Linked DNA regions of Homo sapiens: region 1 is linked to region 2. Evidence: read pairs that join two places in POLR2A ChIA-PET (ENCODE). Cell type or tissue: HepG2. All regions are shown on one strand. Links, peaks and the distances in the headings refer to the core of each region. The heading gives the core; the rest is flanking DNA.

Region 1 (14,930 bases), core at 3,503-7,502, 250 kb before region 2:
CCTCCCCCTTCCCTCTTCCTCTCCCCTCTCCTCTCCTCCCCTCCCTCATTCTCCCCCTCCTCCTCTCTCCTTTCCTCTCTCCTCCCTTTTCCTCCCTCATCTCTCCCCTCCCTCCACATTCTTGCCCCCTTCCTTCTACCCCCTAATTTTCTTCTTCCTCCCTTCTTACCCCTCCTTCCTCCCTCCCTTCTCTCTCCTTTGCTTTCTCCACTTGTTCCCTCCCTCCCCCTTAACTCCCTCATGTCTCCCTCCCTCCTTCCTCCCTCCCTCCTTCCTGTCTGTTTTCCTTTCCCCCTTCCTCTCTTCCTTCTCTCCCTCCCTGCTGCTTGCCTCCTCTCTCCCCTTCTTCTCTCTGTTTTTCCCTCTCTCTCTCCTCCTCCTTCCCGCTTTCTTCTCTTCTGACTCCCTCCTCCTCCCTGTCCTTCCTCTCCCTCCACTCTCTTTCCCTCCTTCTCCAGACAAGGAATAAGAGTTGCTCACCCCTGGCCAGCTCAGTGGCTCACGCCTGTAATCCCAGCACTTTGGGAGACCGAGGCGGGCAGATCACTTGAGCTCAGGAGTTCCAGACCAGCCTGGCCAACATGGTGAAACCCCATGTCTACTAAAAATATATGTTTTAAATTAGCCAAGCGTGGTGGCGCGTGCCTGTAATCCCAGCTACTCGGGAGGCTGAGGTGACAGGGTCGCTTGAACCCGGGACGCAGAGGTTGCAATGAACTGAGATTTCGCCATTGCACTGCAGCCTGGGCAACTGAGCAAGACTCCCTCTCAAAAAAAAAAAAAGGTGTTCACCACCCTCCTCCAAGCAGCTGTCCATCCTACCAGAGGAACAGCCCATCCCTGTAAACACTGCACTTCTGAGAAGGACCAGACCACACCTGGGGACACCCCTGGGTCTACCTGGGGGCCTGCCCAAGAAGGATGGGGAGGGGCCCACTGGCTGAACAGACCCGGCCAGACCTTCCCACCCAGAGCCTCTTGGCTCCCCTCCCGCATCCCCAATGCTGGGAGGACAGGGAATGGCCTCCATGGGCCTTCCAGGCTGAAATTTCTAGCGTTTGTGGAGTTAAGACCCTAATATTATGGGCCGGGCAGGGTGGCTCATGCCTGTAATCCCAGCTACTTGGGAGGCTGAGGCAGGAGAATTGCTTGAACCCAGGAGGCGGAGGTTGCAGTAAGCCGAAATCATGCCACTGCACTCCAGCCTGGGTGACAAAGACTCCGTCTCAAAAAGAAAAAAAGACCTTAATATTATTTATCGACAGTTTTTGGTGGTTTAATAGAATTGAGGGTAAATCTAACTTGCAAATTTTCCTTTTGATCTCCTTTTTCTTTTAGGAGAGAACAGAGCCGGCTTTAGAGCAAGACTGGAGACCGCTCCCTCTGCTCTCCTGTTCCCAGTCAGGACTCTCCTGGGGTTTGCAGTCCTGGGGTGTCCCTGAGCACGTCCGTCCGGCAGGATTCCTGGTTGCCAGCCTTGACTCCCCCTGCTTGTCCCTCCCCCCGGCACCCCAGCACTGAAGTCCTGGGGACTCCTCTGAGCCCCAAGGCCCCGGCCCCTCTGCCTCCTCCCTCCTCTCTCCTTCTTCCCCCTCTGTGCTTCCCCTCACACTCTGCAGTAGGCCTCTGGCTTCTCCTTTAGCTCCTGAGCCAAACTCCTTCACACCCCAGGGCCTTTGCACATGCCCTCCTCTCTACCCAGAATGCTCTCCTACCAGCTTCACGGGTTCCCACTTAACATCAGATCTCAGATGTCACCTCCTCAGGGAAGCTCTTCCAAATGAAACCAGCTCCCCACAGTTCTCCTTGTGTGGCACTTACCACAATCAGGACGGAACAGTGGTGGCATTGCTGGCACACATGGACCATACTCAGTAGCCCCTGAGCTCCAAGAATGCAGAGACTGGACAGGTCCCTAACACAGAGCCTGCCACAGAGAAGGCCCTGAATGAACGCTGCGCAAAGGGATGGGGATCCTATCTGTGAACATCTCCCTGCCACATACCGTGCCTCAGTTTCCCTGCCTATACGGCAAGGGGGAGGGTCCCGTGCCTGCACTTGCAATGCAGTGTTTCTCAGATGTTCCCTCTGGGCTTCTGGCAGGGATCACATTCATTTCACGGTATTTGACTTCTTTGATTATCTGATTTTTCCAGGGAGGAATTTTAAATCTCTGGGCTGGGGCGGCATCTGCTAGATACCTGGGCACTTGTCCCAGCCCACCAGCCTGGGTACATTCAGCATCATGCTGGAAGCCCGTTAAAACTGCCCCCTCTTGGCAGATTAGGCCCCACGCAGAGACACCCTTCCAGGGCTCTGGAACCATGCAGTGTTTGGTGCGAGTGGGTAAGCAGTACAGCTCTCTTTGGGCAAAGCTCTAAATCAAGTGCAGGGGCATAGGAGCCAGGCAGACTGGGTTCCAATTCTGACTCAGTCACTTCTGGTGAGACTGGGGCCCACCATTTACTTTTTATTTGAGATGGAGTCTCGTTCTGTCGCCAGGCTGGAGTGCAGTGGTGTGATCTCAGCTCACTGCAACTGCCACCTCCCTGGTTCAAGTGATTCTCCTGCCTCAGCCTCAAGAGTAGCTGGGATTACAGGGGCGTGCCACCACGCCCAGCTAATTTTTTTGTTTGTTTGTTTTGAGATGGAGTCTCGCTCTGTCGCCCAGGCTGGAGTGCAGTGGTGCGATCTCGGCTCACAGCAACCTCCACCTCCCCGGTTCAAGTGATTCTCTTGCCTCAGCTTCCAGAGTAGCTGGGATTACAGGTGCCTGCCACCACGAGTGGCTGATTTTTGTATTTTCATTAGAGACAGGGTTTCATCATGTTGGCCAGGATGGTCTTGAACTCCTGACCTCAGGTGATTCACCTGCTTTGGCCTCCCAAAGTGCTGGGATTACAGGCGTAAGCCACTGCACCTGGCCTAATTTTTGTATTCTTAGTAGCAATGGGGTTTCACCATGTTGCCCAGGCTGGTCTCGAACCGCTGACATCAGGTGATCCACCCGCCTCGGCCTCCCAAAGTGCTGGGATTACAGGCATGAGCCACTGTGCCTGGCCTCACCATTCACTTCTCTGTGTCTCAGTCCCAGGCCTGCGCAATGGTCGTATCACTGTCAGAGGTGTCTGAACCAGGGCAATTCCATCTTGAATGGGGCTGGGTAAAATGAGGCAAGACCTACTGGGCTGCTGCATTCTCAGACGGTTAAGGCATTCTAAGTCACAGGATGAGATAGGAGGTCGGCACAAAATACAGGCTATAAAGACATTGCTGATAAAACAGGTTGCAGTTAAGAAGCTGGCCAAACCCCCCAAAACCAAGATGGCAACCAGAGTGACCTCTGGTTGTCCTCATTGCTAGACTCCCACCAGCGCCATGACAATTTACAAATGCCATGGCAATGACAGGAAGTTACCCTATATGGTCTAAAAAGGGGAGACATGAATAATCCACCCCTTGTTTAGCATATCATCAAGAAATAACCATAAAAATGGGCAACCAGCAGCCCTCAGCGCTGCTCTATGGTGTAGTCATTCTTTTGAGACAGAGTCTTGCTCTGTCGCCCAGGCTGGAGTGCAGTGGTGCGATCTCAGCTCACTGCAACCTCCGCCTCCTGGGTTCAAGCCATTCTCTTGCCTCAGCCTCCTGAGTAGCTGGGATTACAGGCACATGCAACCATGCCTGGCTAATTTTTGTATTTTTAGTAGAGATGGGATTTCTCCATGTTGGCCAGGCTGATCTCAAACTCCCGACCTCAGGTGATCTGCCCACCTCAGCGTCCCAAAGTGCTGGGATTACAGGGGTGAGCCGCCGTGCCTGGCCTATTCCTTTACTTTTTTTTTTTTTCTTCTTCTTCTTTAAGACGGAGTCTCGCTCTGTTGCTAGGCTGGAGTGCTGTGGTGTGATCTTGGCTCACCGCAACCTCCGCCTCCCAGGTTTAAGCTGTTCTCCAGCCTCAGCCTCCCGAGTAGCTGGGACTACAGGCGCGCACCACTACGCCCAGCTAATTTTTGTATTTTTTAGTAGAGATGGGGTTTCACCATGTTGGCCAGAATGATCTCGATCTCTTGACCCCGTGATCCGCACACCTCGGCCTCCTAAAGTGCTGGGATTATAGGCATGAGCCACCATGCCCGGCCTATTCCTTTACTTTCTTAATAAACTTGCTTTTACTTTATGGACTCACCCTGAATTCTTTCTTGCGAGAGATCCAAGAACCCTCTCTTGGGGTCTGGATCTGGACCCCTTTCCTACACCACCACCTCCCAGCTGGGGTTCTTGTGTTGATCAAGATGCTTCCCAGCCTGGGCCTGACACACAGTAAGTGCCCTGCCCCTCTCACCCCAGAGGCAGTGGCTAAACCTCAAGTCTCTGGGGCCCCAAAAATCTGCGTCAATACCCAGCTCTGCCCCTTGTCTGGCTTCGCAACCTCTCGGTGTCCGTTTCTGGGTCTGTAAAGCGGGGGTGATACTACTCCTGCGCCTGCACCCCACGTTATGTCAGTGTCTGCTTTCCAAATTCCCAGCCTGGACTCACCTCCCCTATGACTGTTTTGCAATCAGTGGGGACCACGGGCAGGGAGGAAGGTGGAGGAAAGCCCAAGTAACTTTGTGTCAAGTCCCAGTTTTCCTGCCAGCTGAGACCTGGGGCAAGCGACACCCCCTCTGCCTCAGGCTGTTCACCTAAAAAAAGGATGTTCTTAATCTACACACAGGGCTCTGTGGGGCTTGGATGGGGCACGCGGACGGCTACAGAATGTCAGGCAGCCACTTCCTTATGGTTACACCAGAAAGGGAGAGCCATTTCCCTCCACCCTTACTTTAGGGACCGGGAAACAGGACGGCAAGAAGGAATGCGCTACACCTCAACCCGGAGGGAGGGCATTCAGCCGCCACCCCCTCAGCCTTCCAGGAAGCTGAGGCCCAGAGAGGGCCAGGCTGGACCACGGGTTACACTGCGGGCAGGGCTTGGCTGATGCAGGAAGCGGTTCCTCTCCGGTGGGATGGGTGGGGTCGGGCAGGTACCCCAAGGAGAGCCCGGGCTCCCAGCTTAGCTTCCTGTTCCTATCTCAGCTGTCCAAGGGCCACTGAATGTTCCCGAATGCCCCTCCCCAGAGGAGTCCTGGGCAGGGAGTAGGGCATTCAGGAAAGCTGAGGCCCAGCGACAGGTAGGCGCTGGCCTGAGGTCCCACAGCGCAGGCGGGTCCGAAGCCCCCAGTCTGGGTTCAGGCCTCCCCCGCCCTGCGGCGCGGCCTCGTGGCGTCCCCAGCCCTCCGTTCCCGGTCGCTGCCCTGCAGGGACTTGCCCAGCGGGGACGCGCCGGGCCTCCCCGAGGTCTGCGCCCGGCTGCAGCCGCGGGATGAAAGGGGAATCCACCGAAACCCGCCTCCCTCCCAGCTCGCCCGCCCCACCCGCAACCGGATCTGGCTGGGGGCGGCGGGCTTTGAAGTCCGCGCCAGCGGCCCCAGCGCTCGGACGGCTCCGGAGACTCCGGGAGGCCGACTTGAAAGGGCAAGCCGCGGGCCGGTCCAGCCTTCCCGGGACAGGGCCGGGGAGAGCGGGGAGGAGGAGGGGAGGGGCGGGAGGGGGAGAAAGGGGAGAGTGAAGGGGAGGGGGCGGAGGGAGGGACAAAGGGTCCCGCCTGACGCCCTCCCCAGGGCCCAAGGGCGGCCCAGCCCCGCGCTAGGAGCGAGGAATGAGTTATCCCGGCATTCAAGGCCCTGCCGTGGGTGCCCTGCGCGCCACCCGTTTCTTCCTCCCTCCTGGCCCCTTGGCCAGACAGAACTGCTTCTCAGCTACTGCCTCACTCCGGCCTTAGCACACGCTGTTCCTTCTGCCAGGAGCGCCTTTCCCATCTTCCCCTCCCAGGCTCCAGCCTCAGCTCCTCCCTGCGGGGGATGGGAGGGAAGGGCGTCCTCTCTTCCTGTGGGGCCTCCCATAAACCTCCTGCCCTACCCTCTTCCCGGGTGCCCTCCTCCCCGGCCCCCTGCCTCAGCGTCCCCCAAGGCTGCTCAGACTCTGGTAATCCCTGGCCCAGAACCCCAGCTGTGGACACCTGGAGGGCATCCTCGCATCCCCCAGTCTGGACAGCTGTGGGTGGGCGCAGGAGACAGGGAGAGGGGGTCCTTCGATAATAGCGATCACAATACTAATAAGCCTTGGGGACTGGTCAGTGTGTGGGCGGGTGCTGAGAGAATTCCAGGGTCCTAGAGCCCATCGGCCCCGCGCACTGGAGCCTTATAGCTTCCAATGCACCCATGCAGGCGCACCATAGCCTCTTTCTCCTCCCTGCCCATCAGATTGCAAAGCTGGGTGACCCCTCTCCCGACCTCCAGCCGGGACCTCCTCCTCACTGCAGAGGGCCCCCAGCTGCCGCCTCGGCCCTTGGGTTCAACCACTGGCAGCCCCTAGAAAGCTCCAGCCCCACCCCCAGGGTTCTCTGTCCTCAGAGTCCCAGGAGGCTTTGCAGCTGTCTCCTGGAACCCTCTCCTCTGCCCACCTAGTGGGCTGATTGCCTGGTTTCTCCCAGCTCCCCAGGGCTGCTGGCTGAGGACAGAGTTTTTGTTCCAAGTTGCAGATGAGGACACTGAGGCCCACAGAGAAGTTGAGGTCTCGAAGCTGGTGGGATTGAGGTGGCCATGCTGGCCCCTGAGGAGCCAAGAGAGAGGGGCCCCCAACAGGCTGTGTCTAATAGGACAAGAGTGCCGCCATCTTCACAAGTCTCCACCATCTTAAAAGTATCAAGTTTCCATGTCTCAAAACTGTCCGCAAATGTCAACCCTGCCCATAGCTTCAACAGAGCATAAGGCTGTAACTGCAGCAGAACCTCACAAAGTCCCCAACAGTCACAACCAGCCAGCACTTCCCCAACTCCTCCACATAGAATCTTTCCTCAAAGCACACTTCCGGGCTGGGCGCGGTGGCTCATGCCTGTAATCTCAGCACTTTGGGAGGCTGTGGTGGGCAGATAACCTGAGGTCAGGAGTTCAAGACCAGCCTGGCCAACATGGTGAAACCAGGTCTCTACTAAAAATACAAAAAAATTAGCTGGGTGTGGTGGCAGGCGCCTGTAATCCCAGCTACTCAGGAGGCTGAGGCAGGAGAATTGCTTGAACCTGGGAGGCGGAGGTTGCAGTGAGCTGAGATCCCACCATTGCACTCCAGCCTGGGCAACAGGAGTGAAACTCTGTCTCAAAAAAAAAAAAAAAAAAGCACACTTCCCCAACCAGGCCCTTTAAAAAGCCTCAGGCTATATGAGAAGCTTGCTCCTGAGCCTGCTGGCCAGAAGCCCTTCTCAGGTTTACTCTTAATAAATCCATCTCCACTGTAGAACTGCCTTCTTGCCTCTTCTTTCCTTCATCTTTCTATTCCAATACTTGCTGCCAAACCCCGGGATGAGTCTTGGGGCTGAGAACTCTTGCAACCCAGGAAGCAGTGGGCCCCGACAGCTCATCCCTGGCTAATTCCTGGATCCTGAGGGTTCTCTGGCTTCCCGCCTAGTCCCTCAACTCTTCCTCTTTTTTAAAAGTGATTTGCATGAGGTAATTGAGTGACAGGAGAGGACTTCGAGGCTGTGGCCAGGGCTACCCCTGGATGGGTTCTCAAAACTCCCGGACCCAGAATTTTGCCTCCAACCGCTGGATCTGGGCAATTTACTTTCTGTTTCTCCCCAACGGCTCCAGTTTGAGAGGTCCTTTGCTGGTTCCTTCTAAAACATCCAACACCAGACACTAATTAGTAAGGTTTGCCCCCACCTGTCTCTCCTGTGCTACCCAGGAGACTCAGGTCCGCAGTCCCGGTCTCCTGGGGACCATTAGGACCATCAGAGACCTTGGGAGGGTGACGTTCAGGGATGCCTGACCTTTCCCCTCAGTCTACCTCCTCTTGAGAGGATCTCCCGTCTCTGCCCTTTTTCTGGGGATGCCTAGTCTAACGGCAGACACCCCTGGCCTTTCCTTGCCAAATCTCAATGGGCTCCAATCAATCTCAAATTACTCCTTCCTCCCCTCTAGGTTTCCTGATTTGTAACCTTTCTAAACTCGGTATAAAGGGGGACATTAAAGTAAAGTGCCTTATATTCTTTTGCAATACTGCCTGGCCTCAGGCCAAGGGCAACCGTTGGCCTGAAAACGGCACATTCGACCACCAAATTTTAAGGGATTTAGATAACTTCATTTATCGAAATGGCAAATGGCAAGAAGTTCCTTCATTTACCTTTGCTCACGTCCTTCCCTCTGCCAAGATTGTTCCCCACACCTCTAATTTGCTCCTTAATCTCTGTTGTTGGCATAAAGGGCATTCAGAAAACTCCCCTCCAAACACTCCCCTTATATTGTTCCTTTCGGGACGTCACCCTCATACATTGCTTCCTGTTAATCCCACATTGCCCCATGCCTCTTCTAAGTAGAGACCTGCTGCACAAATTGCGTGGCTTCCTCCACCTTTGGGCTCTTGGCCAAAGCCATCCCTACTTATTTTTATGCCAGGAACCCAAATTCTCCCTACCTGAAGTTAAGGAGCCAACACCTGACCTTAGCATTATAACTCAAACAAATCCTATTGTTTGGTCAACACAAATTCTGCAGTCGTGGCGGCCCACCACTCCCCATTAAAATTTCATTAAAGGATCCTTCTCATTAGATCACAGTCCAACAGTATTCTGTCAGCCCTGAGAGGCTTCGGGGACTCAAGCCCATCATCTCCCAACTGTTAGCTGCCAACATCCTCATTCCAACCCATTCCCCTCATAACACCCCTATTGTCCCTGTCCGGAAGCTGGATGGGTCCTACCGGCTTGTCCAGGACCTTCGTCAAATCAATTCTGCTGTCATCCCTACACACCCAGTCGTTCCTAATCCCTATACACTCCTCTCCAGAATCCCCCCTCATACCAGTCATTTTTCAGTACTAGACCTCAAAGTGCCTTTTTCAGGCCAGGCACAGTGGCTCTCGCCTGTAATCCCAGCACTTTGGGAGGCTGAGGCGGACGGATCACGGGGTTGGGAGATCAAGACCACCCTGGCTAACACGGTGAAACCCCGTCTCTACTAAAAATGCAAAAAATTAGCCTGGCATGGCGGCGGGCGCTTGTAGTCCCAGCTACTCAGGAGGCTGAGGCAGGAGAACGGCATGAACCCGGGAGGCGGAGCTTGCAGTGAGCCGAGATTGCGCCACTGCACTCCAGCCTGGGCGACAGAGCGAGACTCTGTCTCAAAAAAAAAAAAAAAAGATGCCTTTTTCACTATACCTCTATACCCTTCTTCCCAAAACCTGTTTGCTTTTACCCAGATGGATCCAGATACCAACATTTCCCAACAGCTCACATGGACTGTCCTCCCCCAGGGTTTCAGACACAGCCCCCCAACTTTTTTGGACAAGCCCTTCAAGCAGACCTCTCTAAACTTTGCCTAACACCTCCCATCCTCCTTCGCTATGTAGATGATCTGCTGCTCTGTTCCCCTTCAGAGGAACTCTCTATTCAGCATACTGTTACCCTTTTAAACTCCCTCACCCAGTACAGCTACCAGCTGTCCAAAAAAAAAAAAAGGCCCAATTAGCCTCCTCCAAGGTTTCATACCTGGGCCTCATGATTACCCCTGCCACCTGGGAAATTCCCTCAACACACAAGCAGATGGTCCAGAGCATCCTATTCCCTCATACCAAAAGAGACTGTCTCTCTTTCTTGGGACTCATGGAGTACTTCCAGCTATGGATTGCCAATTTTGTAGTGATTGCCACGCCATTATATGAGGCCTCAAAGGGAAACCTCGCTGAGCTTATTGCCCCTACTCCTGAACTTCATCATGCTTTGTCCTGCTTAAAACAAGCTCTAACCTGGGCCCCTGCTTTGGGTCTCCTTAACCCCAGCCGACCTTTCCATTTATACTTACACAGCTCCCAAAACGGAGCTTTAGGCCTTTTGGCCCAGCCCACAGGGGACTCTCTTCAACCTGTTGCATACTTCTTCAAGCAGCTAGATCTTATCTATAAAAGTTGGCCTCACGGCTGGGCACGGTGGCTCATGCCTGTAATCCCCACACTTTGGGAGGCCGAGGCGGGCAGATCCCCTGAGGTCAGGAGTTCGAGACCAGCCTGACGAACATGGAGAAACCCCATCTCTACTGAAAATACAAAATTAGCCGGGCATGGTGGTACATGCCTGTAATCCCAGCTACTAGGGAGGCTGAGGCAGGAGAATCGCTTTAACCTGGGAGGCGGAGGTTGCAGTGAGCCGAGATCGCGCCATTGCACTCCAGCCTGGGCAACAAGAGCGAAACTCCGTCTCAAAAAAAAAAAAAAAAAAAAAGTTGGCCTCTTTGCCTAAACATTTTAGCCACAGCCTCTTTAATTATCCCAGAGGCACAAAATTTCATCTTCTATAAACCCCTGCAAGTTTATTCATCACATGACTTGCAAGATATGCTCAGCCACAGGGCACTTCAAACAGTATCCCCTTCCCGCATCCAGACCCTGCACTCAGCCATTCTCCAATCCTTTCTCTCCCTCCGTAAATGCTCCCCTCCTAACACCGCCACCCTTTTACCCTCAACACCCCTCTTAGAGTCACCCCTGCACTCCTGCACTGATATCACTGATGACTCCCTTATCACGTTCCATCATTTAACCAACGCACCTATAAAGGGAGCTCCAGGCTGGTTTCTAGACAGCAGTGTGTCCAGAGTTCCTCCTTTCTCAGCAGGGTATATTATCATGGAAGGATACCGTGATGACACCCCCGTCCTCCCTCCCTGAAGAGTCATAGAAGCCTCTTTCTTACCAGCAGGCACATCCTCCCAGCAGGTAGGCCCATAACCAGGGCCCTAACCCTAGCAGCAGGAAAACAGGTCAATATTTACACTGACTCCAAATATGCATAGAACATCATTCATTCCAATGCCCAAATTTGGAGTGAACGCGGTTTCCTCACCACAAAGTGAACCCCCATTGTTAATGGAAAGCTCATTCGCCATTTGTTACAGGCTGCCTTGCTCCCAAAAAGTGGCAATAATTCACTGCAGGGAACACCAATCAAATGAGGGTCATATTTCCTTAGGAAATCGCAAGGCTGACAAATGAGCCAGAATGACCTCAGCAAATCAAGAAATTCCCCAATATCTTTTTTTTTTTTTTTTGAGATGGAGTCTCGCTCTGTCCTCTGTCGCCCAGGCTGGAGTGCAGTGGGGCGATCTTGGCTCACTGCACCCTCTGCCTCCCGGGTTCAAGCGATTCTCCTGCCTCAGCCTTCCGAGTAGCTGGGACTACAGGCGTGTGCCACCACGTCTGGAAATTTTTTGTATTTTTAGCTAGATACATGGTTTCATGCCCCCTGAAAGCCTCCCTGCCACCAATAAAAGAGCCTCTACTGTGGCCGCCAAACTACTTTCTGTGTGTATGTGTATGTGTGTGTGTGTGTATATATATATATATACACACACACACACACATACACACACACACACACATATATATTTGAGACCAAGTTTCACTCTTGTTGCCCAGGTTGGAGTGCAATGGCGCGATCTCAGCTCACTGCAACCTCTGCCTCCCGGGTTCAAGCGATTCTCCTGCCTCAGCCTCCTGAGTAGCTGGGATTACAGGTGCCCACCATCACACCCAGATAATTTTTTGTATTTTTAGTCGAAAAAATACTTTAGTATTTTAGCCACCTGCCTTGGCCTCCCAAAGTGCTGGGATTACAGGCATGAGACACCAGGCCTGTCCTCCCCAAATCTTATAAAAGCCCTTCATATTACTTGGAAATTCCATATTCCTTACTGATCTCCATCTTCTGGGAAGGTAGAAAGGATGAATTGCATTCTAAAAAATACTCTCACAAAATTCTCCTTACAAACCCACAAAGACTGGACCACCTTATTGCCCCTCGCCCTTCTCAAAATTAGGGCTCTCCCTCGCAAACCCCTAATGATTAGTGCATTTAATTCATGTACAGGAGACCTCTTGCCTCTTTTACGCCATCTCAAAAAAGCCCCTTCACTCCCCGATTCCCTTGTTACTCCACTCCTACAGGCAGTCCGCAGTTTCCTTTGGAAATGTGTGAACTGCACCTTACCCCAACCACTCCCAAGCACAGACAACCCCTCTCTCCATCAGTGAGACTAGGTTCTCCAAACCCCAAGAGAAACCCCCAGCAACCCTCTTAAGCCCAAGCAGGATGGCCCTTATTAGATTATTCTGGCTACCCCACAGCCACTAAGCTCAAGGGAATTCCTAATTTGTTCCACCCCTCATCCCTCAAAGAAACCATCCAGCCCCCCACCAACTCAGAATAAAACCCTCTCAACCTTTTCCTGTGTTTCCACGGGGCCTACATCTGTCTGCCTAACCAGGATTCCCAAAGAAGAAACTTCCACCTAAACCTCTCTATTAAAAGCCTATCACCCGGGCGCGGTGGCTCATGCCTGTAATCCCAACACTTTGGGAGGCCGAGGCAAGTGGATCACGAGATCAGGAGTTTGAGACCAGCCTGACCAACATGGTGAAACCCTGTCTCTACTAAAAATACAAAACTTAGCCGGTTGTGGTGGTCCGCGCCTGTAATCCCAGCTACTCAGGAGGCTGAGGCAGGAGAATTGCTTGAACCTGGGAGCTGGAGGTTGCAGTGAGCCAAGATCGTGCCACTGCACTCCAGCCTGGTGACAGAGAGAGACTCCGTCTCAAAAATAAAAATAAAAATAAATAAAAGCCTATCAATCTTCTATGTTGCCCTCTCCCCACAATTTTCACCTCTTCCTCACACTCCTTAGCTCAGACATTACCTGGTCCCCTCACGAGGAGCCTCTAGTTTCCCCTAATCAAACCTTTAACCTTCTGTTGGACTTATGGCTTCAAGGTACCTCCTAGGATTTCTCCCCCACCCAAATAACTTTCTTTTCCTTCTGCCTGATGTTCCCTCTCCCCTAAGTTTACCTTTCCTCACTACAATGGGATCCGCAGCCCGCATCAAGTCACTCCTCAAAGCTAAGCATCTGGAACTTTCTTTGAATCTCACTCAGTCCCTGCTGTGGCAAGCTAATCCTTCCTATGCTCATAATTGTTGGATGTGCCTATCACTCTCCTCATTGTCGGCATATACAGCCCAATCGGCGCTTCTCCCTACAACGTTAACTCAAAAAACATTCCTGACTTATAAACTCCAAAAGCGGTCTTCCTGCTTTGAAAGGGCAGACACTGTACTTGGCAATTACCCTACCCAATTTGCTAACCAAGCCAATAAACTGTTCCAAACATATTATAACTCTCTAACAAAATATGCCCACGGCCAGGCGCTGTGGCTCATGCCTGTAATCCCAACACTTTGGGAGGCCAAGGCGCGCAGATGGTTTGAGGTTGGGAGTTCAGGAGCAGCCTGACCAACAGGGTGAAACCCCATCACTACTAAAAATACAAAATTTTAGCCGGGCGCAGTGGCGCACACCTGTAATCCCAGCTACTCGGGGAGCTGAGGCAGGAGAATTGCTTGAACCTGGGAGGCGGAGGTTGCAGTGAGCCGAGATGGCAACACTGCACTCCAGCCTGGGCAACAGAGCGAGACCCTGTCTCAAAAACAAAACAAAACACAAAATATGCTCCCCCCCGCCCCCTCTATTGAAGGACCCCTTACTCTTCATATCCCTCTCCTTCAATGGGCTCCACTGTTTTTCAGCCACACAGGGCATGTGCCCCATAGGATCCCTCATTCCAGGAGAATGTAACAAAACCATTTCTATCCAGCACGCTACAGACCATCAAACTAACCGGGTTGAATATCAAGTGTCACCAGAAGCCAGTGGGTTGCTCCTCCAACCAGTTCGCTTTATAGCCACCCCCCACATCACGGCTACCTCCTTTAATTGCTCTATCCCCAACACACATCTCTATCCGTGGCTATCCATAACTGGTCCTGCTCCAGATCGCATCAAATGTTCAAAGGTTGACTCCCAACACATCTTCACCATCATCAGAGCCTCCTTGCATCTACACTGTCTGTTTGGAGCCAGGAACCCACCACAAACAACCAAAGGCCCTTAATCCACCTTTTTTCCCTTCATATCTCTACCTGCATTTCCGAAGCAGGCCTGTTTTCCTGCCTGGCACCAACACTTACCTCTGCCTCCCAACCGATTGGACAGGCACCTGTACTCTGGGCCCCCTTTCTCCAGGCTTCGGAATAATTCCCCCTAACCCAGCCCTGCCGGTGCCTTCCATTCAGCATGTCAAACAGACAAGGGCAGTCCAAATCATTGCCTTATAGGCTGTTCTGGGCATCAGCTCAGGCATTGGTTTAAGAGCTGGGGGATTAGCCACTTCACTCTCAAATTTTAAGTCTCTCTCCACAGACCTACAAGAATCCTCAGAAGATATAGCCAAGGGCCTTGTAAGAATCCAAGACCAGCTAGACTCCCCAGCCGGAGGAGTCCTCCAAAACCGGAGAGGACTCGACCTCCTTACAACAGAGAAGGGAGGTTCCTGCCTCTCTCTAGGGGAAGAATGCTGCTTCTATCTCAACCAGCCAGGCTTGGTAAGGGATGCCGTCCAAAACTTAAGGAAAGAGCTCAAAGAATGAGGGAGCGACAAGAAAACCAACCAAATCAGTTCCTGGTTAAATGTTCCTTACCGACAGGATCACAGCCATCTCACAAACTACCCCCCAACAACACCTGAAGACGGTGCTACTCCTCCAGTCAATCCAAAACCAGCAATCTTACGGCCCCCTTTCAGCAGGAAGTAGCCAGAAAAAGCACGCCAGCCCATCTCCCTATCTAACCATAGAGTCTGGATTGATAGGACAAGAGTGCTGCCATCTTAACGAGACTCCACAATCTTCTTTTTTTTTTTTTGAGAGAGAGTTTCACTCTTGTTGCCCAGGCTAGAGTGCAGTGGCGCAATCTCTGCTCACCTCAACCTCCGCCTCCCGGGGTCAAGTGATTC
Region 2 (14,930 bases), core at 2,075-6,074:
TAAGGGTGTATTTTTTCAGAAACAACAGTGACATTGCCCAACCAAGAAATAATTTTTTTTTCTCGAGCCGGAGTCTCACTCTGTTGCCCAGGCTGGAGCACAGTGGTGTGATCTCAGCTCACTGCAACCTCCGCCTCCCGGGTTCAAGCAATTCTCTGTCTCAGCCTCCCGAGTAGCTGGGATTACAGGTGCCCGCCACCACGCCAGGCTAATTTTTGTATTTTTAGTAGAGACAGGGTTTCACCATCTTGGCCAGGCTGGTCTTGAACTCCTGACCTCATGATCCACCCTCCTCAGCCTCCCAAAGTGTTGGGATTACAGGCGTAAGCCACCGTGCCCAGCCAAAAATTGTAAAATCAAGACAAAAAGTGTATAAATACCAAGATGCTCTTGCAGAAAGATGAGGCAGATCTTTCTCTGCACGAAAGAAAAACGTGCAGACGGGTGATTGCACAACCAGAGCAGCCAAGAGCTAGACCCAATGGAGTCTCCAGCAGCAGCAATGAGTTTCAGAAACTTGTGGAGAGCAAGCTCTGGGGGAACACAAGTGCCTCTGGGAGACGCCAGTCAAGAAGGGATCCCTGAGGATCACAGCAGGGGGCTGGGATCTCGGAACCCAAGAGGACCCAGGCCTGGCTGGGAAGTGGGGGTCACATGCTGTTTGCTGGGCAGCCGGGGGCCAATGACTCACCCTCCCAAGAGCACGGTGCTGTCTCTATACTGGGGATGGCACAGCTACCAGTGTTAGTACTGGGATCATAGAGTTCAGATGGGCAGGGCAGCTTCTCCCCAGTGTCCCATCTGAAAATCCCCTGGGATGGAGAACTCGCCCCGGTCCCTGGGACTCCAGCTCGGGTTCCATCAACAGTTCTTCTTAAAAGCTCGTGGCCGGGAGGCAGCACTTGTCTCCTGGAAAGCCATCAGGTTGCTAAATGCACCCACCCTTTGACCAAGCGATTCCACTTTTAGGAAGTTATACCACGGACGCATTCACACGGCAACAAGGGGAAATGCTGAAAGAAACTCATTGCATCGTGTTTTTAATAACAGAGCTTTGGAAATGCCTTAAACACCCATCCGGGGGACTGATGATGAACACGAAGAGTGCACAGTGCAAGAGTATTCGGCTGGTAAAAATACCTGCCTGAGGCCGGGTGCAGTGGCTCACACCTGTAATCCCTGCACTTTGGGAGGCCGAGGCAGGTGGATCACTTGAGGTCAGGAGTTCAAGACCAGCCTGGCCAACATGGCAAAATCCGGTCTCTACAAAAAAAAAAATAATAATAATAATAAATATATATATATACACACACACACACACACACATACACACACACACAAAAATTAGCTGGGGGTGGTGGTGCATGTCTATAATACCAGCTACTTGGGAGGCTGAGGCAGGGGAATCGCTTGAACCTGGGAGGTGGAGGTTGCAGTGAGCCAAGATCATGCCACCGCACTCCAGCCTGGACGAGAGAGCGAGATCCGTCTCAAAAAAAAAAATGCCTGCCTGCTAGGGCCCGTCCCCGGGATTCTTCAAGGACAGAAAAAGAACAGGAAGCCTTCATTTGTATTTTGAAAGGGGCAGCTCGATTCACACCCCACCCTGACTGTGAGTAGAAACATCTAGTGCTCACCTATAGCCAGTTTTCGTCTCTTTCTTAGGACCCGCCACCTTTGCGGTTGCATGAGGCCCCCGGCTAGTGAGCCGTGGGAGGAAGTGATGTGATGCTCTTTCCCGTGACTCAGTGATCTGGAGATGGGGGTGCCACCAGCAGGAGGCAGCCTGGATTTTTAAGCCTCCCTTCATAGCGAGGGCAGTTACCCCGAAGAATCACCTGGAGGCTGGGCACGGTGGCTCACACCTGTAATCCCAGCACTTTGGGAGGCCGAGGTGGGCAGATGACTTGAAGTCAGCGGTTCGGGACCAGCCTGGCCAACATGGTGAAACCCCGTCTCTACTAAAAATACAACAATTAGCTGGGCGTGACGGCACACGCCTATAGTCCCAGCTACTCGGGAGGCCGAGGCAGGAGAATCGCTTGAACCCGGGAGGCGGAGGCTGCAGTGAGCTGAGATTGTGCCACTGCACTCCAGCCTGGGCAACAGAGAGAGACTCTGTCTCCAAAAAAAAAAAATAAAAGAATTGCCTGGACACACAGCAGACTTTGCCGGATGCGAAACAAACCTTGACCATTTTAAGGCGCTCAGATGCGGGGTTCATTTGTTACCACAGCAGAGGGAGCCCTGCTGACCAATACAGCTGCACACCCAGGCACAGGTGAAGCCTGGCCCGGGTCCTGAGGGGACTCTTGGAAAACCACATTCCAGTTCAGGAGATGCTGAGAGATCTTGGCAAGTCCTTTGACTCTTCTAGGCCCGTTTCCCCATGTGGATGGTGGGGTAAGGGACTTTTTCTCCTCTGACTAAGGCCTATGCTGCTTAAATCCCTAACCCCAAAGGCTCAAGGAAGACCTGCCAGTCCTATAGGGGCAGCTGGGTGCTCACTGCACATTGGCCGCTGGGAAGAGCACCTCGGAGGCATCATGGAACCCTCACAGTGGCTCCAGGAGGGAGGTGCCATCACGATCCCATTTCCCCATGAGAAAACTGAGCTTCAGAGAGGCAAGGTTACTTGCCCAGGAACACTAGCATCTGAGATTTTTGACTGCTCTAATGCCAATTACCGCCTGGTATTTTTATTTCTTACAAAAGCAACTAACTTAAGGCCGGGAGTTGGTTCACGCCTGTAATCCCACGCTTTGGGAGGCCCAGACAGGAGGATGGCTTGAGGCCAGGAGTTCTAGACCAGCCTGAGCAACATAGTGAGACCGTGTGTCCACAAAAAAGTAAAAAACTAGCTGGATGTGGTAGCTACTCCGGAGGCTGAGGTGGGAGGATCGCTTGAGCCCAGGAGTTCAAGGCTGCAGTGAGCTGTGGTGGTTCCACAACACTTCAGCCTGAGTGACAGAGTGAGACACTGTCTCAAAAAAGAAAAAAGAAAAAAAACTTAAAAGAAAGCCAGCTGTCAATAACATAAGAGAACTGAGAATAAAAATTTTTTAAAATACACATAAAATGTGCCATCTTAACCATTTTTAAGTGTGTAGTTCTGTAGTGTTAAGTACATTCATGCTATTGTGCAACGGTCACCACCATCCACCCACAGAACTCTTTTCATCCTGTAAAACTTAAACTCTGTACCCGTGAAATACTAACTCCTCCTTCTCCCTGGCCATCACCATTCCACTCTCTGTCTCTATGAATGTGACTTCTTTAGAGCCTCACATAAGTGGAATCCTATTGTATTTGTCCTTTTGTGACAGGCTATTTTACTTAGCGTAATGTCTTCAAGGTTCATCCATGTTATAGCGTGTGTCAGAATTTCCTTTTTATGGCTAAATAATATTCCATTGTACGTATGTATCAAATTTTGTTTATTCCTGCATTCAAGGACACTTGAGTTGCTTCCACCTTCTGGCTATTGTGAGTGATGTTGCTATGAAGATGGGAGCATGAATATGTCTTCGAGGCCTTGCTTTCAACGCGTTTGGGTACATACCCAGAAGTGGAAATGCTAGATCATATGGTAATTCTATTTTTACTTTTTTTGAGGAACTGCCATGCTGTTTTCCACAGCGGCTGCACCATTTTCATTCCTACCAGCAATGCTTGAGAGTTCCAATTTCTCCACCTCCTCCCCACCAGCCCTTGTTCTTTCTGGTTCCTGATAGTAGCCATCCTAATGGGTGGGAGGTGACGTCTCATCCGGGTTTTCATCTGCATTTCCCTAATGATTAAGGAGGGGATAAGGGCTTTTTCTTTTTTCTTTTCTTTCTTTTTTTTTTTTTTTTTTTTTTGAGACAGAGTCTTACTCTGTCGCCCAGGCTGCAGTGCAGTGGCGCAATCTCGGTTCACTGCAACCTCCGCCTCCCGGGTTCAAGCGATTCTCCTGCCTCAGCCTCCTGAGTAGTGGGATTACGGGTGCATACCACCACACCGGACTAGTTTTTGTATTTTGGGTAGAGATGGGATTTCACCTTGTTGACCAGGCTGGTCTTGAACTCCTGACCTCAATTGATCTGCCTGCCTTGGCCTCCCAAAGTGCTGGAGTTACAGTCATGAGCCACCTCGCCCAGCCTGGTGAGGGTTTTTTCAATGCCGCTGGTGGGTCTACAGCAGTGCAGTCACCTGGTTCTGCTTCCACAGGAGGAAATGAGGGTCCCGGTGCCACCCCCCTCCCGGGGATGTTGTGGGAGTCCTCGAGCCCCAAACAAGCTAGTGGGGCTGCGTCTGCAGTGTGACCTGTGCCCCAGTGAACAGGCTGGGGGCCCAACTTCTCCGGAACCTCAGCCTCCGCCGATGTTGCAACCTCTCCTTCCCCTGCTGGGCCTCAGCAGGAACTGAGCTGGGCTTTTCCAGCTCCGGCCAATCCTGTGACCTGCAGTCCCCACCCAGCCTGGAACTCAGAGCAGAGAGGAGTCAGCACCACAGGGAGGCAGGTGACAGGGTCGTCTGCATGTCCCTTGGCTTCCGCATCCAGACAAAGGGCAGCTCTGTGTACAGTGTGTACAGGACATGCAGGACGAGCGTGCGGACTGTGTGGCCAGACAGATGCGGTCTGAGTCCCATTTCTGCCATTTGCCAGTGGTGTGACCTGGATAAGTCACTTCCCCTCCCCAGCCCTCACTTCGATCTGTGAAATGGTGCTTGGCACGCGGTAAGAACTCAGTACCTCCTACGATTCTCAACCCCATCCTTCTCCTCATCACCATCAACATCCACCAGGATGACCAGGTCACGCCTGTGTCCAACCATCCATGGCTCCCCCACTGCCTGCCAGAGACAGCCCATCACACTCTCATGGCTGCTGGCCACCGCCCAGACTGACCCCTGCCCACATCTCCATCCTCCTCTCCCTCTCGCTCGTCACATTCGGGGCTGCCCTCCTGTCCCTCAAACGCGAAGCTCTCCCTCCAGCCACAGGGCCTTTGCATATGCTGTTCCCTGCCTGGAATGTGCTTTCCCCACCCCATCCTGCGCTCCCTCTTCATCAGTTACCTCCTAAAAGACCTCTGAACCATGAAATTATTGGAATACTGTCCGTCTCCCTACGTCACTCTGTGAGGCCAGGATCATGCCTGCTTTGCTTCCCACTAAAGACAAGGTTGGTCCAGGTGCCCCCCAAATATTAGCCAAATGGAATTATTCCTTTCCAGAAAACCCCTGATTTTGGAAACTCAGGTTCCTTCCACAAAAACAAGCTATTCCCCACATAACTAAATAAGCTTTAACTTTCATACCTTTGGAAGGTTTTTTCCCCTTCATTAAGTGAACCAACCTGAGAAAGCCCTCAGCTACATCCTGTGTCCTCATTTTTCAGCTCAGAAAAATATGGTCACTGCACTTGGAGCAGCTGCTCCCAACGCCTGCCACGCCTCCTCCCAGCCCAGCCTCTGGCTGCCCCTTCCTCAGGACTCAAGGGAGGTTTTGGGCTGCTCTCTGGGTGACCCCTTGCTTGGGAATAAACACCCACCCTGAGGGACGGAGGACCCAGGTGGAGGTGCAGATGCGTTTCAGCCCCAACAACAAGGTCTTCAAGAGCCACAGTGAACCCTGCTCGGTGTCAGGGCCTGACCCAGCCGGGTGACACACAGCACCACAGCCAGCCGGGGGGCGAGGGTCACCTGGTTCTGCTTCCACAGGAGGAAATAAGGGTCCCAGTGCCACCCCCCTCCCGGGGATGTTGTAGGAGTCCTCGACCCCTAAACAAGCTAGTGGGGCTGCGTCTACAGCGTGACCTGTGCCCCAGTGAACAGGCTGGGGGCCCAACTTCTCCGGAACCTCAGCCTCTGCCAGGTTCCGGACCCCAGGAGGGCCATGGGCAGGAGGCCCAGCAAGACTGTGTGGCCCAAACCCATGCCTGTGTCCATCCTTCCATCCCCTTGCATATATATATATGTGTGTGTGTGTGTATATATACACATATACATATATATATATATATTTTTTTTTTTGAGACAAGTCTTGCTCTGTTGCCCCCAAGCTGGAGTGCAGTGTCACGATTTTGGCTCACCGCAACCTCCGCCTCCCAAGTTCAAGCGATTCTCCTGCCTCAGCCTCCTGAGCAGCTGGGGTTACAGGCGTGCATCACTGCGCCCAGCTAATTTTTGGTTTTTTTTTTTTTAGTAGAGACGGGGTTTCATCACTAAACCTGTTGGCCAGGCTGGTCCTGAACTCCTGACCTCAGGTGCTCTGCCCGCCTCAGCCTCCCAGAGTGCTGGGATTACAGATGTGAGCCACCTCGCCCAGCCTCCTTGCTTATCTATTTCAACAGTTATTTAGTGAGCACCTACTATGTGCTCAACCCAGTTTTTGGGAAGCCTAGTGAAGACCCCAGGTCCCGCCCTCCTGACCAAGCAATTTACACAAACCCCATACTTACTTCTGGAGAGGAGACCTAGGGCTCTGCATTCGTCCCCAGGCTCACCACCCAGCGCATTCTCTGGGCTCAGGGTCTCTGGGTAGGGGCTGGCTCTACAGGATGCTCCAGAGGGCCTCGTGGGGAGGGTGTATTCAGAGAGGGGTAGTGCACGCGTCCACTCCAGATGGTCCTCAGGGAAAGAACTTTCTCCACACGGTCATGTGAGCAGGCTCCTGGCAGCAGTCACACATCAGCATCACTGTTGCTACTGTGGTTGGGGCCAGCTCAGGCAGGGTGACACCAAGACAAAGGCCTGCAGGAAGGATGGGCTATCCCCAAACATAGGCGAGTGGAGGGAGGACTTAGGGTCACCGTCGGCTGGACTTCACGGACACCGAGGGTGAGCCCCGGGGTGAAGGAGCCATGCCCCGGCCACAGTGAGGACCAGGAAACCTCCCCTGGGGCTGGAGGCGGGGGTCCCAGATGAGCATCTGCTATTTGAGTTCTCACGGGGATCACCTTCCTGGGGGTGACAGCAGCCAAACAAAGCACACAGCTAGGTGGCCACGAGGGGAAGGCCCGGGAGCCTGGGTCAGGAAGCGGGTGGGAGGAGGGTGGGCCGGGGGCTGGGGAATGCTGCAGGGAAGGAGGGAGCGGTGAGGACGGCCGCCACACGTCAGGAGGGCTGGCTTCTGGGGCCCAGCACCCGGCAAATCTTGAAAGAGAGGAAGAGGAGCGGGCGTGAGGCCAGAGGGGACCCCAGGGCCACTGTGGGGACGTGAGTTCTGGGAGGTGCCGGCCTGAGGGGCCATCCTGTCTGCCGTTCCCCGGGGAGGCTTGGGTGGGCAGAGACATTCCCCACGGGTGACATTCCCCACGGGTTTCCAAGGGAGAGCCCCCTGTGGGACTGGAGAGCCCAGGGGACTGCAGAGACTAGAGAGAGATGAGACCAGGAAGACACCAAGGCCCGGACCAGGGCAGCCAGAAGGGCCCTCAGCGCTGGTCCCTGCAGCTCCTCCTAAGCCAGATCTGCCAGGGGAGCTCGGAAATGCCTGTCGCGGAGCCTCGGTCCATCCGCCCCTCCCAACCGGTCCGGCACATCCAGGCGCACACACATCTGTCCACAAACACACCCTCCCTCACACACACACAACTCACACACACACCAATTCACACATACACAACTCACACACCAACTCACACGCACACAACTCACACGCACAGCAACTCACATACACATCAACACACACATACACAACTCACACACCAACTCACATATGTGCCAACTCACATGCCAACTCACACACGGACTCACACACACACCAACTCACATGCACACCAACTCACACATACACAACTCACACACCAACTCACACATACATAACTCACACCAACTCACATGCCAACTCACACAACTCATATGCGCTCACACATACACAACTCACACACCAACTCACATATGTGCCAACTCACATGCCAACTCACACACGAACTCACACACCAACTCACATGCACACCAACTCACACATACACAATTCACACACCAACTCACACATACACAATTCACACACCAACTCATACATAATTCACACCAACTCACATGCCAACTCACACACCAACTCAACTCACATGTACACCAATACACACACATACACAAGTCACTTACACACCAACTCACATACACACCAACTCACACATACACAACTCACACCAACTCATACCAACTCACATACACAACTCACACACCAACTCATACACACCAACTCACACATACACAACTCACACACCAACTCATACACACCAACTCACACATACACAACTCACATCAACTCGCATACACACCAACTCACACATCTCACATACACACCAACTCACACGCATACCAACTCACACATACACAAGTCACTCACACCAACACACCAACTCACACATACACAACTCACACTAACACACACCAACTCACATACACAACTCATACCAACACACACACCAACTCACACATATACAACTCACACTAACACACACCAACTCACACACACCAACTCGCATGCACACCAACACACACTAACTCAAATACACACCAACTCACACTCACACCCTTACACATACACAACTCACACACCAACTCACACACACACCCTCACCCCAACACAACCTCACACATATACAACACACACACCAACTCACACCCACACACTTTCACACACACCCTCACACACCCTCACACACACCAACTCCCATGCACACATCCTCCCTCATACACAACTCACAGACCCATGCACACACCCTTGCCCCCACCCAACACAACCTCACATATACACAACTCACACACCAACTCACATGCACACACCCTCACTCCCAACGCAACCTCACAACTCACACACACCAACTCACACACCCTCACACCAACTCACACGCCCACACCCTCACCCCAACACAACCTCACACACACAACTCACACCAATGCACATATACACATCCTCACACACATTTACATACACCCCTGCTCACAGACACTCTCTCTGGCTCTCTCTCACACACACACACACACCCTACCCCCCACTAGGGCTCAAGGACCCCTCCAGTGTCCTCAGGGCACTGGCCCAGGGGGCGGCAAGGAGGGTGATTCCCAAATAGCAGCCCCCAGAGCCCAGGTTCTGCCCCCAGAGAAGCTCAAGTCCAGACACCAGAAGGACCTCCCTTCATCCTGAAGACATTTACATGAGGAGAGCCACTTCCCCGAGTGACTCAACATGCACAGATCTGGAGGGACACACACACGCACACGCAGAGGGCTTCTCTAGACAGCTGTGTGCACCCCTCACTTCCGGCTCAGGATTCCCAGGCTCCAGCCCGGCCCCAGCAATCCAAGTCCTTCCCATCTATGCAAAGCTCAGGGGTGCCTCTGGCTTGTGGGGGCCTCATGGAGCCATATCCTGTTCCCTCATTCCAGAGGCTTTCCCTGCCTAGTGGGGCAGCTCTGGGGCCAGGAGAGCGGGGACGGCCCCAGCCTGAACCACAGGGAAGTGGAAACCCTCAGGGAAATTCACACTCCAGCTGCCTGCCAGCCAAGGACAACACACATTCATACATGCGCACCGACACGTGTACACAGTGACACGTGTGTACATACAGCCCCATACTCACCCTGACACGTAGGTACACACTTGTCAGAGGCGTTCGAACCAGAGCGACTCCATTTTGAGTGAGGGCTGGAAAACGAGGCTGGGACCCGCTGGGCTGCATTACCAGAAAGGTGGGTATTCCGAGCCCCTAGAGGTTTATGGTTAAGGGAACAAATTAATAATGTTTACTAAAACAGACCCGGACTTAGGAGTGTCCAGATATCGCCATATCTGAAGAACAAAGGCATTCCTAATTTTGCTTTAAAGATAATAATATCGATTCTTGCAAAATATAGTAATTAAGAAAATTAATCCTTTATCACAAACCCTTGTAGCAGAGCAAATCTCCCCATATATACAAGCATTGTACCTAGGGTGGATGCGTTCCTCGCTCCTCCTCTTACTTTCAGGAACATCCTACTCTGTCTACGGAGTAGCTGTCTTTTTACCGCTATCCCTTTTTTTTTTTTTTTTTTTTTTTTGAGATGGAGTCTTGCTCTGCCCAGGCTGGAGTAGCGTGATCTCAGCTCACTGCAACCTCCGCCTCCCAGGTTCAAGCGATTCTCCTGCCTCAGCTTCCCAAGTAGCTGAGACTACAAGCATATGCCACTACACCCAGCTAATTTTTTTTTTTTTTTTTTTTTGTATTTTTAGTAGAGACAGGGTTTCACTATATGTTGGCCAGGCTGGTCTCAAACTCCTGACCTCAGTTGATCTGCCCTCCTCGGCCTCCTAGAGTGCTGGGATTACAGGTGCGAGCCACCGCGCCCAATCCCTTGTACTTTCTTAATAAACTTGCTTTTGCTTTTCACTGTGGACTCATCCTGAATTATTTCTTGCGCGAGATCCAAGAACCCTCTCTTGGGGTCTGGATCAGGACCCCTTTCCCGTAACACACTAACACATACACACTGAAACTCACACATGCACTAATATACACTCCCCTACTCCCACTGGTGCACACACACCAGCACACTCACAATGACACGACACACCCAAGCACACACGGACACAGGCGCGCACACACGGACACAGCAGTGTGTAACTCTGGGTCTCCGGTGGGTCTGAGTGGTCTGCTCCACGGTGGGTCTCTCCTGAGGCTGGAGCCTCCTCTCAGAAATGTTTCTGCCCCCAGCTGCCATGTGGCCTAAAATCCTGACAAATTAGGAAAGATTCCTTTAAAACCAGCACTTCGGATTTTAGGCTTAAGCAATATTTGGAAAATGTGAGGCTCAGTCCCCCAGCTCGCTGGGCTGTGGGCCTGTCACCTGGCGCGCGTGGGGGCAGGCAGGAGGAGGGGGCTGGCTCGTGGTATGGGGCGAGCCCGGGCAGATTTGGGGCACAGGCAGGCACGCGGACACCCCACCGCTGAGAGCCAGAGAGACAGCAGAGGGCCGTGGGGATCAAAGACAGGGCTCTGGAGGGACCCAATCCCCACCCACTCTCTCTGCAACCCTCCCCAAGGGACTTCACTCCCGCAAACCTCAGTTTCCCCATCTGCACAATGGGTGTGAACCCGGGACCCACTTCATGGGCTAATGCGAAACTTAAATGACACCGTACCAATTAAGTTATAAGCCCTGGAAGCCCAAGAAAAGAAAGCGGTGGTGCGATGGGGGAAAAACCACCATCCCCGGCTTCCCGCGTGTAACGGGGCCGAAAATAACCAGCATTTTCCTTTTCTCTGCGGCTGAAGCCCACGCTTCCCAGAGGACCGGGCCTGCTTATCAGGAGCAGAGCGGCTCGCTCGGCTGTCTCCGCCAGAAGGTGACTGTGGGGGCCCGGCTCCCCTCCTGCCTCCAGCCCGACTCCCACCAGGAACACACCAGCTCCTCCCCCCGCCGCCCCTTTCAGGTTTCCGCCCCACCCCCAGCCCGCAAACAATTTTGCATATATTTAAATCTCCTCTGCGAGTTCCCCCTCCCCCGGAAAAAGAGAGAAAAGAAATTACAAAGGCCGTCATTTGTCTCCGTCCCCGCACCCCATCTATCAGGGCCCGGAGCCCGTCGCCTCGAATGAGGCGCGCGCCCGGGACGGCCGCTTTAATGGGGCGCCGCGTGTGACTGTGCAGCCGCGCGGCGGGCGCAGCCGGCCGGCATTTGCATACATATTAAACGGAGCAGTAAAAAATGCAGACATGCAAACCATTTGGACGGGCTCCTCGGCGTAGAGCCTGCCAGGAAATCAATCTTCTGGTTTCTTAAAGGCAGCCTGCTCGGGAGGAGGTGGCGATGCCACACAGCCCGCAGGCCGTGGGAGGGGGCCATCGTCTGTCCATCTGCCTGCGGGAGCAGCCGTGGGGGTCCTTCCCGGCCATGGAGGAGCCACCTCCTGGGAGCCAGGGGCCGGGGAGTTGAGTGTGGTGGGTCCTGGCTCAGCCGGCTGTGTGCCCTGTAGTAAAAGGGGTCCCCTCTCTGAGCTCCCCCTCACTGGGTGCTGAAGATATTTCCTTTCCCTTTTGCTAGGCTGGGGCTTAAGGGACTAACCCAAGATCACTGGGCCCCTCTATGCAGAGCCTGGGTCTCTAAGCCAGGTGCGAAGAAGGATGGCCAAGAACACAGGCTCTGGGGGCGGGCGGCCTAAATTCAAAGTCAGGCTCCACTCCCCAAGAGCTGTGTGATCTTGGGCAAATGCATCAACCTCACTGTTTCCCGTAAAAGGGGGATCAATATGCCTCCCTCTTCGGTATGCTGTTGGATTGAAATAGGTCAGCCTTGTAAAGCACTTGGCTCATTGCCTGGCATGTAGTAAGTGCTCAATAAATAGTGGTAGAACAATGTGTAGGAGGGCCCTTGGTGTTATTGGTATGTTTTTCTTGGTGAATATCCCTCTTTATATCTGCATAGTGTGGCAAGCCACTCCTCCCAGAGCCTCCTTACCTGTAAAATGGGGTGTTTTGATTTTCACGGGAACTGCTAGCTGTGTTCTAGAAGGCACTGGGTCCCTGCTGTGTGCTCCCACCCACCCGCTGATTCCAGCCAGGTGTGGCCAAACTGGCGCCTCTGAGGGCTGCCCACAGCCTGTCTTAGGCAAAGCCCAGAGCAGGGATGGGGGCATACCCCCAAACTGACCATACATCTGTGGGGCCAGGAAAAGGCAACTGGCCCTGAGCCTCAGCCTAGTGAGACTGGGGCCTCTCTGAATTCCATGGCACAGATAAGGAAACCGAGGCTCAGAGAGGTGTGGCAAAGCCAGGAAGCTTGAAGGTGGTGCCTCTGGGATGCAAGCCAGGTGTGCCCAACTGCAAGGCCACCTCCCCAGAGGTCCCCCAGAGAGGAAATACTGCCGGCAGAGGGAGGAGCTCATCCCACAGTGTCAGGGAACACAGCTTCCCCCCAAAGGAGGGGGGTGCTTGTGGAGAAAGAGCTGAGTTTTGCGTCTGAGCCCAAGTGAATATTTGGTACTCATGAAGGTCCTTCCTTTTTTTTTTTTTTTTTTTTTTTGAGATGGAGTTTTGCTCTTGTTGCCCACGCTGGAGTGCAATGGTGTGATTTCAGCTCACTGCAACCTCCAACTCCTGGGTTCAAGCGATTCTCCTGCCTCAGCCTCCAGAGTAGCTGGGATTACAGGTGCCCATCAACACGCCCAGCTAATTTTTTGTATTTTTAGTAGAAACAGGGTTTCACTATGTTAGCCAAGGTGGTCTCGAACTCCTGACCTCGGGCGATCCACCCACCTCAGCCTCCCAAAGTGCTGGGATTACAGGCATGAGCCACCGTGCCAGTTTGGTCCTTCCTTGAAAAGACCCAGAGGAAGAGGGGAGAGAGGGTTTTCAAGAACCAGCTCAAGTTTGGCCTTCATTCATTTACTTCATACTCCCGGAAGCGAGGAACAGAGGTGACCAAGGTCCCCAAGACCTGGCCGGGCAGTGGGCAGTGGGAAGTGGTGGGGAGTTAATGGCAGGATGGAGGGGTGCACCTAGACCAGTGGGTGCACTGTCCTCTCTGAGACCCTGGGGATTAGGTGAAGAGGCCAAGCCAGTGCATTGGGGTGGGGGGGCTTTGCCTTCTGTTGGGAGAGGGTCCCCTGTGGTTCAAAGCTTCCCAGCTGAGTGGCAATGTGACCTCCCTGCTGTGTGTGGGAGTTGCAGCCTAGAGTTATGGGAACTAAAGAGGCCAGACCCAGAGCTGTGGCCCAATTCACTGGTGTCTTGCTGTGTGACTTTGGAAAAGGCCCCGCTTCTCTGGGCTGGGGTGGCTGAGCCAACTGCACCCCTGCTCTGTCTCTCAGGGAACCCCTCTCTTTCACTCTTGACCTTCAGGCTATCTGGGCCTCTGTCCCTCCACCTCCCTCTGCAGCTGAGTGCAGGCCGCCCCCACTGCCCGGCAGGCAGCCCAGCCGGGGTGGAGGAAGCCGGCAGGGCGGGAAAAGGCGGGAGGGGTCCGAGTTACAGGAACCAGCAGGGCCATTGCTCAACTAGGGAGCCTGGCCGCGGGCCTGCCTCGGCCCCCACCTCTAGCAGCCCGCCCTCCTCCTAGCTCTGCATTGCAAACATTCCTCGCCAACCTCGGGTTGCTGCAGCCCCGGAAGGGGGAACTGCAGCAGACACAGCACCAGGCCGCCAGAAACACTTAACCCCTTCGCTCCTTCCAGGCAGAGCCTTCAGGGGGAGGAAGGAGGGATCTGGGCGGCAGCCGCGGCAGTCCTTCCCAGCCTCTGGGTGACCGGGTCAGGTGATTTGCTGGCAGGCCCGGCCACTGATTACCAACCTGGATCAACAGGTTGCGCGTTCATGACTCACCCAGCAGACATTTCCGGAGCTCCCCCTGGGTGCTGGCAGCAGGCATGAAAATCCAAGAGCGGCCCCAGCATCGGGGGTGGGATGCGGGTCTCATGAGCAGACGTGTGTTTTAGATCATTACAGTGATGAGAGCAACCAAGACGTGCAGGGTGAGCCTGAGCACAAACTAAAGTGGCTCAACTCATCAGGGAGGGCTTCTTGGAGGAAGCGACACTTAGGGAACCCTGTGAGAGCAGAGGGAGAGAGTTCCAGGCAGAGGAGGCAGCAAGTGTGAGGCTCTAGAGGGAAGAGAGACGTTCTCATGTTTCAATCTGTGTTTCTGGAGGAGAGAGAGGAAGGGGAGGAAAGCCCCAGGTGGGAGAGCTTGGCCCATGCCAGGTCCCAGAAGGCCTTGAGGCCACTCCCAGCATGAACCGTCATCTGAGGTCAGTGAGGAGCCAGGGAAGGGCTTATGTGTGGAATGACATGGTCAAGTTTAGCTCTAAGCCCTAAGACGCCTTGAATAAAAAACAGAACCTTGGGCTGAGCGCGGTGGCTCACGCCTGTAATCCTAGCACTTTGGGAGGCCGAGGCAGGTGGATCACGAGGTCAGGCTATCGAGACCAGCCTGGCCAACATGGTGAAACCCCGTCTCTACTAA

What was found. ChIA-PET counts read pairs that join two places held together with the same protein. Peaks named below come from ENCODE experiments on the same cell type or tissue, not always from the same donor. Only the 100,000 strongest peaks of a DNase experiment are listed, where the experiment ranks them.
Region 1: POLR2A ChIA-PET joins it to region 2 with 6 read pairs; 9 of 35 experiments call an interaction of 5 or more read pairs at or near these places.

The regions. Positions count from the first base shown.
Region 1 is chr9:129,588,017-129,602,946 of GRCh38, reverse strand. No RefSeq gene overlaps it. Among named protein-coding and RNA genes, the nearest start is that of C9orf50, 26 kb to the left of the region's middle. RefSeq lists enhancers at 2,178-2,677, 14,582-14,930 and a silencer at 5,311-5,530. In HepG2, for the core only: no CTCF peak of the experiment used is centred there; DNase peaks (open chromatin) are centred at 5,446, 5,856 and 6,296; H3K4me3 peaks cover 1,114 bases.
Region 2 is chr9:129,333,559-129,348,488 of GRCh38, reverse strand. LINC01503 (long intergenic non-protein coding RNA 1503) reads right to left here and starts at 11,566. Exons shown (of 4, transcript NR_120686.1): 1 at 11,501-11,566; 2 at 9,572-9,697; 3 at 6,446-6,657; 4 at 1,012-1,263. RefSeq lists enhancers at 11,086-11,889, 11,890-12,693, 13,498-14,300, 13,284-14,483. In HepG2, for the core only: a CTCF peak has its summit at 4,400; DNase peaks (open chromatin) are centred at 3,188 and 4,498.